Linked DNA regions of Homo sapiens: region 1 is linked to region 2. A link is a contact called in ENCODE Hi-C or POLR2A ChIA-PET data. All regions are on one chromosome and are shown on one strand. The core of a region is the stretch at or near the end of the contact, and the rest is flanking DNA. Distances in the headings are between cores, read along the strand shown.

Region 1 (4,626 bases), core at 1,504-4,003, 270 kb before region 2:
TTGAATCAAAAACCCTTGAGCTCTCCAGAGGCTCCACGTTGTTACCCCCTAACTCCAGCTTTATCTTGTGTTCAAGGTGGGGGTTTGATCCCTGGAGTCCAACTGCTTCAGTTCAAATTCTCATGCTAATGATTGCGACCCTTAGCTAGACCTTGCTCTCTGCCTCAGTTTCCTCCTCTATAAGATGGAGGTAAGATACTTCGCAGGGTTGTTGAGAGGATTTAAGCAGATAAGGTAAAACAGAGAATAGTGTTTGGCACTTACCAAGTACTCAATAAATGTTAGGAATTAATATGAATTTGCCTCCTTGGGTAGAGCTCCCTAACTTCAATTATTCCTATTAACACCTCCTGTAGTTGTCATGCATGAGTGTCGTCTACTTAATGTATTTTAATAATCAATTCAAGTTTTTAAACTCAGCCATATTTCAAGCAATATTATTTGTGAAAGCCCAGGCTGTGTTAATGATTTTTTTCTAATGTATGTTAATGATCCACTAAAATAAAGGTGGATCTATTTTTATAAAGGTGGCACAATCTTAAATCATCTCAGATACCAGTACACATTTCACACATTAGGAAACACAGTCTACACACATTCACTCATCTTCCAGTTGTTCTCTCAGCAAGCATGTAGACAACACTTACCATGTGAATGGAGAGGAAGTCAGGCAATAGAAATGGAAAAGCACCTTTTCTGCCTCCACTGAGCAGAGACCCAGAGAGAGATGAGAACAATGATCCAGTAGCAGAGCTTTTCTTCATGGGGTAGCCTTTTGGTCCTGCTTGGGCAGGTCAGTTCCCTCAGGAAACAGCAGGAAATAAAGAACCAAGCATGTCAGGTGTTCCAAATTCCAGTTCCAAGACAACTTGGCCCTGCATCCAGATTCTACATGGTGAGACCCTGGGCTTCTTATCTGAGCTCTCTGACCATCTGTTTCCTCATCTGTTAAATGGGCATAGTATGTACCTCACCGAGCTAGTGGAGGATTCAATCCGATGGCATAGCGAGTACTCAGTGAATGAGCGCTCTCCCCCGATTATGTGTTCACACAGGACCCACGTTTCCTGTCCTGCAGACCTGGGGACTGTACCCATTTTCCTCTGTTGTAAATGCTCTCTAGGTTTGTACCTAAAAATCTGCTTCTTTGCCTAAGCAGTCCTTGGCATACTAAACCAACTTAACACTGGCCAGCATGTAGTGAAGGCTTTCCAAAAAGTTCAAGACCCATCTTCAAAAGCCTAATGTGTCTTCTTACCACAATTTTATCTTGTATAGGATGAGGCTTGTAAAATCTCATTTTACACATGATGAAACTGAGGCATGGAGAGGTTAAGTAATTTGCCCAGATCACAAAGCTGGCAAATAGAGGAGCAGGTAACCTCTACAGTTAGTAACCACTAAAATTGCTACTAATAAAGACAAGACTATAACTAAGGCCCACAGTAGGACCACATCATCTAGCTCAGTGATTCTCCACTGAGAGGAACTTTGTCTTTCAGGGGACATTTGGCAATGTCTGGAGAAATTTTTGGTTGTCACAGCTGTGGGGTGGGTGCTACTGGCATCTAGTGGGTGGAGGCGAGGGATACTGCTAAACATCCCACAGTGCACAGGACGGCTTCCCTCCCTCCCAACACACAATTATCCAATGCAAAAATAAGTCAGCAGTGCTAAGGTTGAAATACCCTGGTGCAGGCACTATGACATTAACTATTTAGAACCCAGTCGATAACTAAGAAGAAGCTACAGAATCTCTCAGATTCCAAAACAGGTAGCATGAAGTTCAGGCAGAAAATCTCGTGCACTTTGTCACAAGAAATGACCAGGAGACAATTTCCTAAGGCATATTCATCTCACCATTCATGTAAATCAATTAAAAGCACCAAATGGATGTGGTATCTGGGTAGAAAAGGGAAGCATGGAATATGACAAGAGTCAAGAAGAGAGCCAACAGCTTGCTAGTATGAGGAATAGAGAAAATAGAAGAAGCGGTAGAAACACTGGCTGTGAAAATCCCTGCAAGAAACAGCCATGTGGATAGAGGCAGCTCCTGAGACTGTGGGAAGAGGTCTTCTGGGCATTCAGAGGGACATCATGCCAGGACGCCAGCATGGCAGGCAGGCCATGAGCAGCATCTGCTTCATCTCATATTACTGAGCTTCTGTGACTTTTTTTTTTTTTTTTTTTTTTTTTTAAGGACTGTGAGACTGTCAGTTGAGAAAGACAGTATGAAAAAGTTGGAGATTATTTACTTGGTGACGTTTTCTGCATAAATTGCAAAATAACCAAATGAGGCAAATGGATTTAGCTACTAGGAATGGGAACAGGAGGCAGGATGCTCACCTGAGTATTTTGCTTTATTCAATCTAATAAACATTTTATTTATGTAAAAGACAAACAATGCATAGAATAAAAATAAGTGCTTGAGACTTTTGATATAAAAAGAGTATATAGCATTCACATTCCTATTTTAATACATGAGTACAGCTGAAGTGTTCCATAAAAGAATAAAACTTTCCCTTTATGTATAGTAGTGAAAAAAGTCAGTATTTTTAGGAACTACAGAATGTTATTCCTTGGTCTTTTTTCTTGAATAAGAAAAAAAAACATAAACAAAACAAGCCACAGTATCCTCTGACACTACATTCCAGTTTATGCTGATAACCCAGAAGTGAGAATACTCTTGAATCTTGAATATCTCATGAATGGACCAGTATTCTAGAAACTCACCACTAGAGGTCAATGGGCAACAGCTATTGGGATGGTATCAGCATGCCCTACGGTGCAAGTGGAATTTCTAGGCGCCTCTATGCTACTGCAGCCACACTGTCTTTAACTCTCAGCCCACCCACACTGAGGAGGGTGCCTAGAGGTTCTATTTCCAAACCTTTGCATGTATCTTAAAAATCTCAATAAAATGAGACCTTCCACCATCCAAACAGAGCTGATATTCTCACTACCAGTCCCTCTCTAATATTCCTATTTGGCTGAAAATAAGTAGCTTCAAAAAGTTTTAAAAAAGAGATTACTTGCAGCATTAACACTTCTTTGTTGATTAACAAGTTTCCTATGGAGTTTTAAAGCTCATACTTTGTTCTTGTCCTTGTGGACACAAATTTTCTAACTGCAAATGGGACCTTTGTGTCCCACATTCAAATCCTCTCTAGTAATTTCTGCAAAGGTTGAGAAGGCTGGCATGATGGAGAGAACGGTAACCATGAGGAAAGCTTCTTGGAGTAAAGCACTCCTCTCTCCAATGCAGAGGGTAAAACTATTAACATATAAGCAAAAGAAACTTGGGCTAACTGAGACCCTTAAAGGAGTTCCCCTTTAGTCCAATAAAAGGCCAACTTCAAATCTTAACACCAGATAAGGTAGTCAAAATCATATTATATACCCAGAGAATGACTGCTTGAATGGACATTTCTTACAAGGGACCTTGGTTAGGTGCAGATTTAATTCCTAGACTGGGGTCCAGGTAGGCAGTGGAAAGAGCTAATGTTTACAGTGAGAAGTGAGGCAGCTTTGTAAGTGTCTCCACACCTTCACATTTTGTGAACGTGGACTGGAGATAACTGAAAACCATCTGCTATCCTTACCTGGGGATCCAGATTTTCCTGCAAAATCTCCAAATATTTATAAAGTGGCTTCACTTTTTGAAACGCTGTGCTGACCAAACAAAACATATGTTTAGAGTGCCTGAGGTCATAGTCCTGACAATGATAGTATTGTGTAGTTGAAATCCTCTTCATCAGGCCAAACTGTGCTTGAGCAATCAGGAGCCCAGAAAGATGGAACCCATTGGTGTTTGTATAGAAAACTAGAAAATCAAGTCAAGTGTAATGAAAAAGTAAACACGATAAAGCCTAGAGTGAGAATTTGCTCCTTTTTAGAAAAGGATGAAGGCTGGGAGCAGAGAATAGTAACATAAGTGCAGGGGAAAGATGAAAAAAAGAACAATTTTTCATTAGTAGATGGTGGGGCAATCGCATGGATGGGGACATCTGTTCTGATTTTTCTGCAACCCATGAAGGTAAAAAGTGGGGTTCAAAACATTCAAGGTATTAAAGATGGGGTAGAGTTTCTAAACTAGGTTGAGGGAGAGTTTCTAAACTAGCCCCCCAGATTTGGGGCTTGGAGCTTAAATGAAAAGTCCAGGAGAAATAAGGGCACACAGGAACCCCGGGAACACTGGTCCTCAAACAGTGCCACTGTACTTAGTTCCATGGCCAGAAGAGAAGTGCTAGGCAGGGAATGATTATTTTGCAAAAGCAAGTGCAATGTGGTCATAGCTGGCTGTGAGACATGGAGCCTCTTTCCTCATGCAAAGTTCACTGTTTTACAGTCAGAGAACCACTGCATGTGTGATTGTCAAATGCTAATGCTGTCATGGGTCCCTTCCTTCTCTGCTTGGTTCTGGAGTTCTCCAATAAAACCAATTTCCTGGGAATATTTGATGTTTTTCCTTGTCTCTTTTCAAGGTATGGCTATATATATAGAGCTATAGACATATATAGATATATATATATATATATAAAACATAGCTATTCATATTTATATACAGGCATTAATAAAGTGCAAATGTTATTGGCTATTGTAAAAATCAATCTCATTTCCTGAGGA
Region 2 (4,472 bases), core at 1,474-3,973:
GACCTTTCTCTCTGGTTGCCCTTAACATTTGTTCCTTCATTTCAACTTTGGTGAATCTGACACATATGTGTCTTGGAGTTGCTCTTCTCAAGGAGTATCTTTGTGGCATTCTCTGTATTTCCTGAATTTGAATGTTGGCCTGCCTTGCTAGATTGGGGAAGTTCTCCTAGATAATATCCTGCAGAGTGTTTTCCAACTTGGTTCCATTCTCCCTGTCACTTTCAGGTACACCGATCAGATATAGATTTGGTCTTTTCACATAGTCCCATATTTCTTGGAGGCTTTGTTCATTTCTTTTTATTCTTTTTTCTCTAAACTTCTCTTCTCACTTCATTTCATTCATTTGATCTTCCATCACTGATACCCTTTCTTCCAGTTGATCAAATTGGCTACTGAGACTTATGCATTCGTCACGTAGTTCTCATGCCTTGGTTTTCAGCTCCATCAGGTCCTTTAAGGACTTCTCTGCATTGGTTATTCTTGTTAGCCATTTGTCTAATTTTTTTTCAAGGTTTTTAACTTCTTTGCCATGGGTTCGAACTTCCTCCTTTAGTTTGGAGTAGTTTGATGTTGATGCTTGATTGCATTAAATTTTTCCTTTTGTTGGTCTTAGACTCTCATGACTTAAGAAAGTTCAAGATGGACATCTGAAAGGGCAGAGGAAGGACATCTAAAGAATCCAAGCAAAAACCAGAACTAAGGCCTCAGACATATTGCCCCAGTAGAGCCAATATGACTGACTGCTCCTTAGCTATTCAAGTCATCCCAGCTTAGTCATCCCCATTGTGGTCTGACAAAATTCCTAATTCACAGAATTGTGAGTTTTAAAAGAAGTGATTGTTGTTTTAATTCACTAACTTTTGGGATAGAATGGATAATTGAAACAGGAAATTTGGTCAAGGATTAAAAATGCCTAACATGTTTAATTTGAGTTCCTGAAGAAGAGAAGGGATAAAATGGGACAGAAGCAGTATTTGAAGGTATATTGGCAAAACAATGATGTAAACCACCACCAAGACACAGATTTAAAAATTGCTGTGACTTCAAGATGATCAATGAAAAATAAGACATACATAGGCACATTATTGTAAAACTGCTAAGTACAAAGGCAAAAATAGTTTCTTAGAAGCAGACAGAAAACAAAGGCATGCTACCTAAAAAGAAACAAGAATAACTTTGATATCTGTCTTTCTAACCAAAATGATGGAAGCATAAAATAACAGAATGGTGTCTTGAGATAAAACAAAAACTCTATCAACCTAGAATTCCATATAAAATGAAAATACCCTTTAAAAATTAAGATAAAATAAAGACATTTTTAGGTAAAAAAAAAAAAAGTCTAGAAGACTGATTCAGTAGCAGGCTTAGCTTACAGCAAAAAACTTAACAGAAAAGTCTGTCAAGAAGAATAACATAACCCCAGATAGAAGGGCAGACATTGAAAAGGGTGAATATTTTGAAAATTTTAAACGTTTATTTTTTTTTAAGAGACAAATTCTTGCTCTATTGCTCAGGCTCAAGTGCAATGGCACAGTGATAGCTCACCAATCCTCAAATTAGTGAGCTCAAGCAATCCTCCTGCCTCAGCCTCCTGAGCAGCTGGGACTATAGGTGCCCACCAGTACACATGGCTAATTTTTTTATTTCATATTTTTTTTGTAGAGATGGGGCCTGGCTATGTTGCCCTGGCTAATCTTGAACTCCTGTCCTCAAGCAACCCTCCCACTGTGGCCTCCCAAAGCACTGGGAAAATGTCTATTGACTATATATTAAGCAGTAATAATGCTGCCTTGTGGTGTTTAAAATAAATGTAGGATTAAATTACAAGAAAACAATAGTACAAAAGGTTGGAGGAGAATAAATGACAATTAAAGTGATACAAGGTTTTGCACTGTCTAGAAAAGGAAAATAGTACTAATTTATATAGACTCTGATAAGTCAAAGATACATATGGTAATTTCTAATACCACCAGAAAGTTGATAGAGAAAATTATACTAAACATATTATTGAAGGAGGGAAATTAAATAATACAATTTATTTGATTATTTTGGTGGAAGGCAAGAAAGAAGACATAAAGAACAGAAAGCAGATTAAACAAAATATTACAAAGTATTATGGTAGATTTGAGCCCAAATATGTTGAAACTACTAGAAAAAAATACTCCAATTTGAAAACAAAGACTGTGAACTGATTCAAAATCAAAACCCAGTTATATGCTGTTTATAATGAATGTACCTTAAATATGAGAAAAGAGGCAGGCTGAAAATAAAGAGTAGAGATCATTATGCAAATACTACTCATTTTTAAAAAGCTGATGTAGTTATATTATTATCTAATAAACTAGGATTCAGGAAATAATGAGGGAATTTTATAGTAATAAAAGAAGTGACAAGAGTCACATCTTGAATGATGTCATGAGGAGCTCAGAGGATCCTTTGCCCAGTGAAACAACTGTAACTGGTGAAAATTAGTAAGTTTTAACAAAGGAAAAACAATGACACAAATCTATAATTTTTGGAAAATGTCTAAGGGCATCCAGCAAATGGAGACATATATATTTAAGAAAATCTTCTAAATCTTATTAAGAACAGTAAAAATAGGTGGCATTTGAACTAAAGACGTGCTCCCTTCCCCCGCTCTCCAGCTGAGCATGACAGAAGCTCTACTCCAGCCAAGAGGAGTTGCAGCCAAGAACACAGAGCTTGCATTCCTCCCAGCTCCCAGTCAAGGGCCGTGGTATCTTCTCAGAAAGGACAGGCTGACAGCATTTCTCATTACCACCCCCAGATCTGTGTTGCAGAAGCTCTATTCCAAGCAAGAGCAGCTGAAAAGTCTGGGGCTCCCTTCTTCCATCCACCCCCATTCACAGGGCAGAAGCTCTACCCCAGGTGTGACTGGGTAATAATATTGAACCCTATTGTTAGAAGACAGGATCTTGTAAGGAAACAATTAGAATTAATAAATGAGCACAGTAATGTTCAAGATGTAAGACAAATGTGCAAAACCAATTGTATTTCTATACACTAGCAATTAACAATCTGAAAAAGAAATTAAGGATATAATTCCATTTATGACAGCTTCAAAAGCTATAAATACTTAGAAATGAAATTAACAAAAGAAGTGCAAAACTTGTACTCTGAAAACTGCAAAACATTGATGAAAGAAATTTGAGAAGACTTAAATATTACAACCTATGTTCATGGGTTGGAAGATTTATTATTTTAAGGTGTTAATACTCCACAAATTTATCTACACAATTAATGCAATACTTATCAAAATTACAGATAGCTGACTTTTTTTTCAGAAATTGATAAGTTGATTCTAAAATTCATATAGAGTGCAAGAGAACCAGGATAGCCAAAACAAGCTTTATAAAAAAAGAACAAAATTGGAGGATTTACAGTTCCCGATTGTAGAACCTACTTCAAAGCTACAAAAACCAAGACAATGTGGTATTAGCATTTGGATAGACATATAGATCAATGTAAAAGAATGGAAAGTACAAAAGTAAATCCTGACATTTGCTGTCAACTAATTTTTTGACAAAGTTTCAACATAATTTAATTGCAAGAAAAAGTTTTTTCAATAAGTACTGGGATAACTGGATACCCATATGTAAAGAATGAAATTGGATGCCTTCCTTATACTGTACACAAAAATTAACTTCAAATAAATTATAGACCTAAATGTAAGAGCTAAACTAAAATTATGTACCTAAATGTAAGAGCTAAACGAAAGATCTCATAGAAGAAAACATAGGAACATATCTTTATGATATACCTTCATGGCAAAGCCTTCTTAGATATGACACCAAGTGCACACACCAAAAAATGCATATGAATTCAACTTCATGAAAATTAAAAGCACTTTGCACTTTAAAGGACATTATGAAGCATCTGAGAAGACAACCCACAGAATAAGGGAAATTATTTGCAAATCATATATATCCAATATATATATGTATCTTGTATTTATAAAGAATCCACACAAACCAATAATAAAAAGGGAAATAACCCAATTAAAAATGAGCAAAGGCTCTGATTAGACATTTATCCAAAGAATATACAAATGGCAAATAAGCACAAACAGTTTGGCAGTTTCCTAGAGTGTTAAACATGGAGTTATTATAATACCCAGCAATTTCACTCCTAGTAATATACCCAGACAAAAACATATACCCACATAAAACTTGTACACAAATGTTTATAGCAGTATTATTCATATAGCATAAAAGTAGAATTAAGTAAAATGTCTACTAATTGAAGGATGTATATAAAAATGAATATCCATAAGATGAATGGCTGTTTGGTAATAAAAAAGGAAGAAAATACTACTATATGTCCCAACATAAATGAATCTTGAAATATATACTAAGTTTAAAAACCTGGTAAAAAAAAAAATCACATATTGTATGATTCCATTTATATAAAATGTCCGAATCTATGCAGAAAATATTAGAATAGTAGTTGCT

The links. Hi-C counts contacts between places; a loop is a spot of excess contacts on that map. ChIA-PET counts read pairs that join two places held with the same protein, here RNA polymerase II (POLR2A). Pooled maps may share reads with other maps.
Region 1: a map of heart right ventricle shows a loop between it and region 2 (2.6-fold over the local background). The contact joins two enhancer-like sites. A Hi-C loop is called at or near these places in 8 of 168 maps with a recorded cell type or tissue (B cell, CD4-positive, alpha-beta T cell, CD4-positive, alpha-beta memory T cell and 5 more), 3 of 37 single-sample maps with no recorded cell type and 22 of 50 pooled maps. POLR2A ChIA-PET finds 5 or more read pairs at or near these places in 1 of 52 experiments (CD4-positive, alpha-beta memory T cell).

What each region holds. Positions count from the first base shown.
Region 1 is chr3:30,691,823-30,696,448 of GRCh38, reverse strand. It overlaps TGFBR2 (transforming growth factor beta receptor 2), which reads right to left. Exons shown (of 7, transcript NM_003242.6): 7 at 2,307-4,626. Among named protein-coding and RNA genes, the nearest start is that of TGFBR2, 88 kb to the right of the region's middle. Within about 2 kb of position 2,753, at least 6 of the 41 ENCODE cell types and tissues checked have a DNase peak (open chromatin) inside an H3K27ac peak, as active enhancers do; they include heart right ventricle, where a contact is called at or near this core.
Region 2 is chr3:30,424,747-30,429,218 of GRCh38, reverse strand. The region is part of intron 4 of LOC101927995 (a long non-coding RNA gene); the gene reads right to left. The region is part of intron 3 of LOC105377013 (a long non-coding RNA gene); the gene reads left to right. Among named protein-coding and RNA genes, the nearest start is that of LINC01985, 92 kb to the left of the region's middle. Within about 2 kb of position 2,723, at least 6 of the 41 ENCODE cell types and tissues checked have a DNase peak (open chromatin) inside an H3K27ac peak, as active enhancers do; they include heart right ventricle, where a contact is called at or near this core.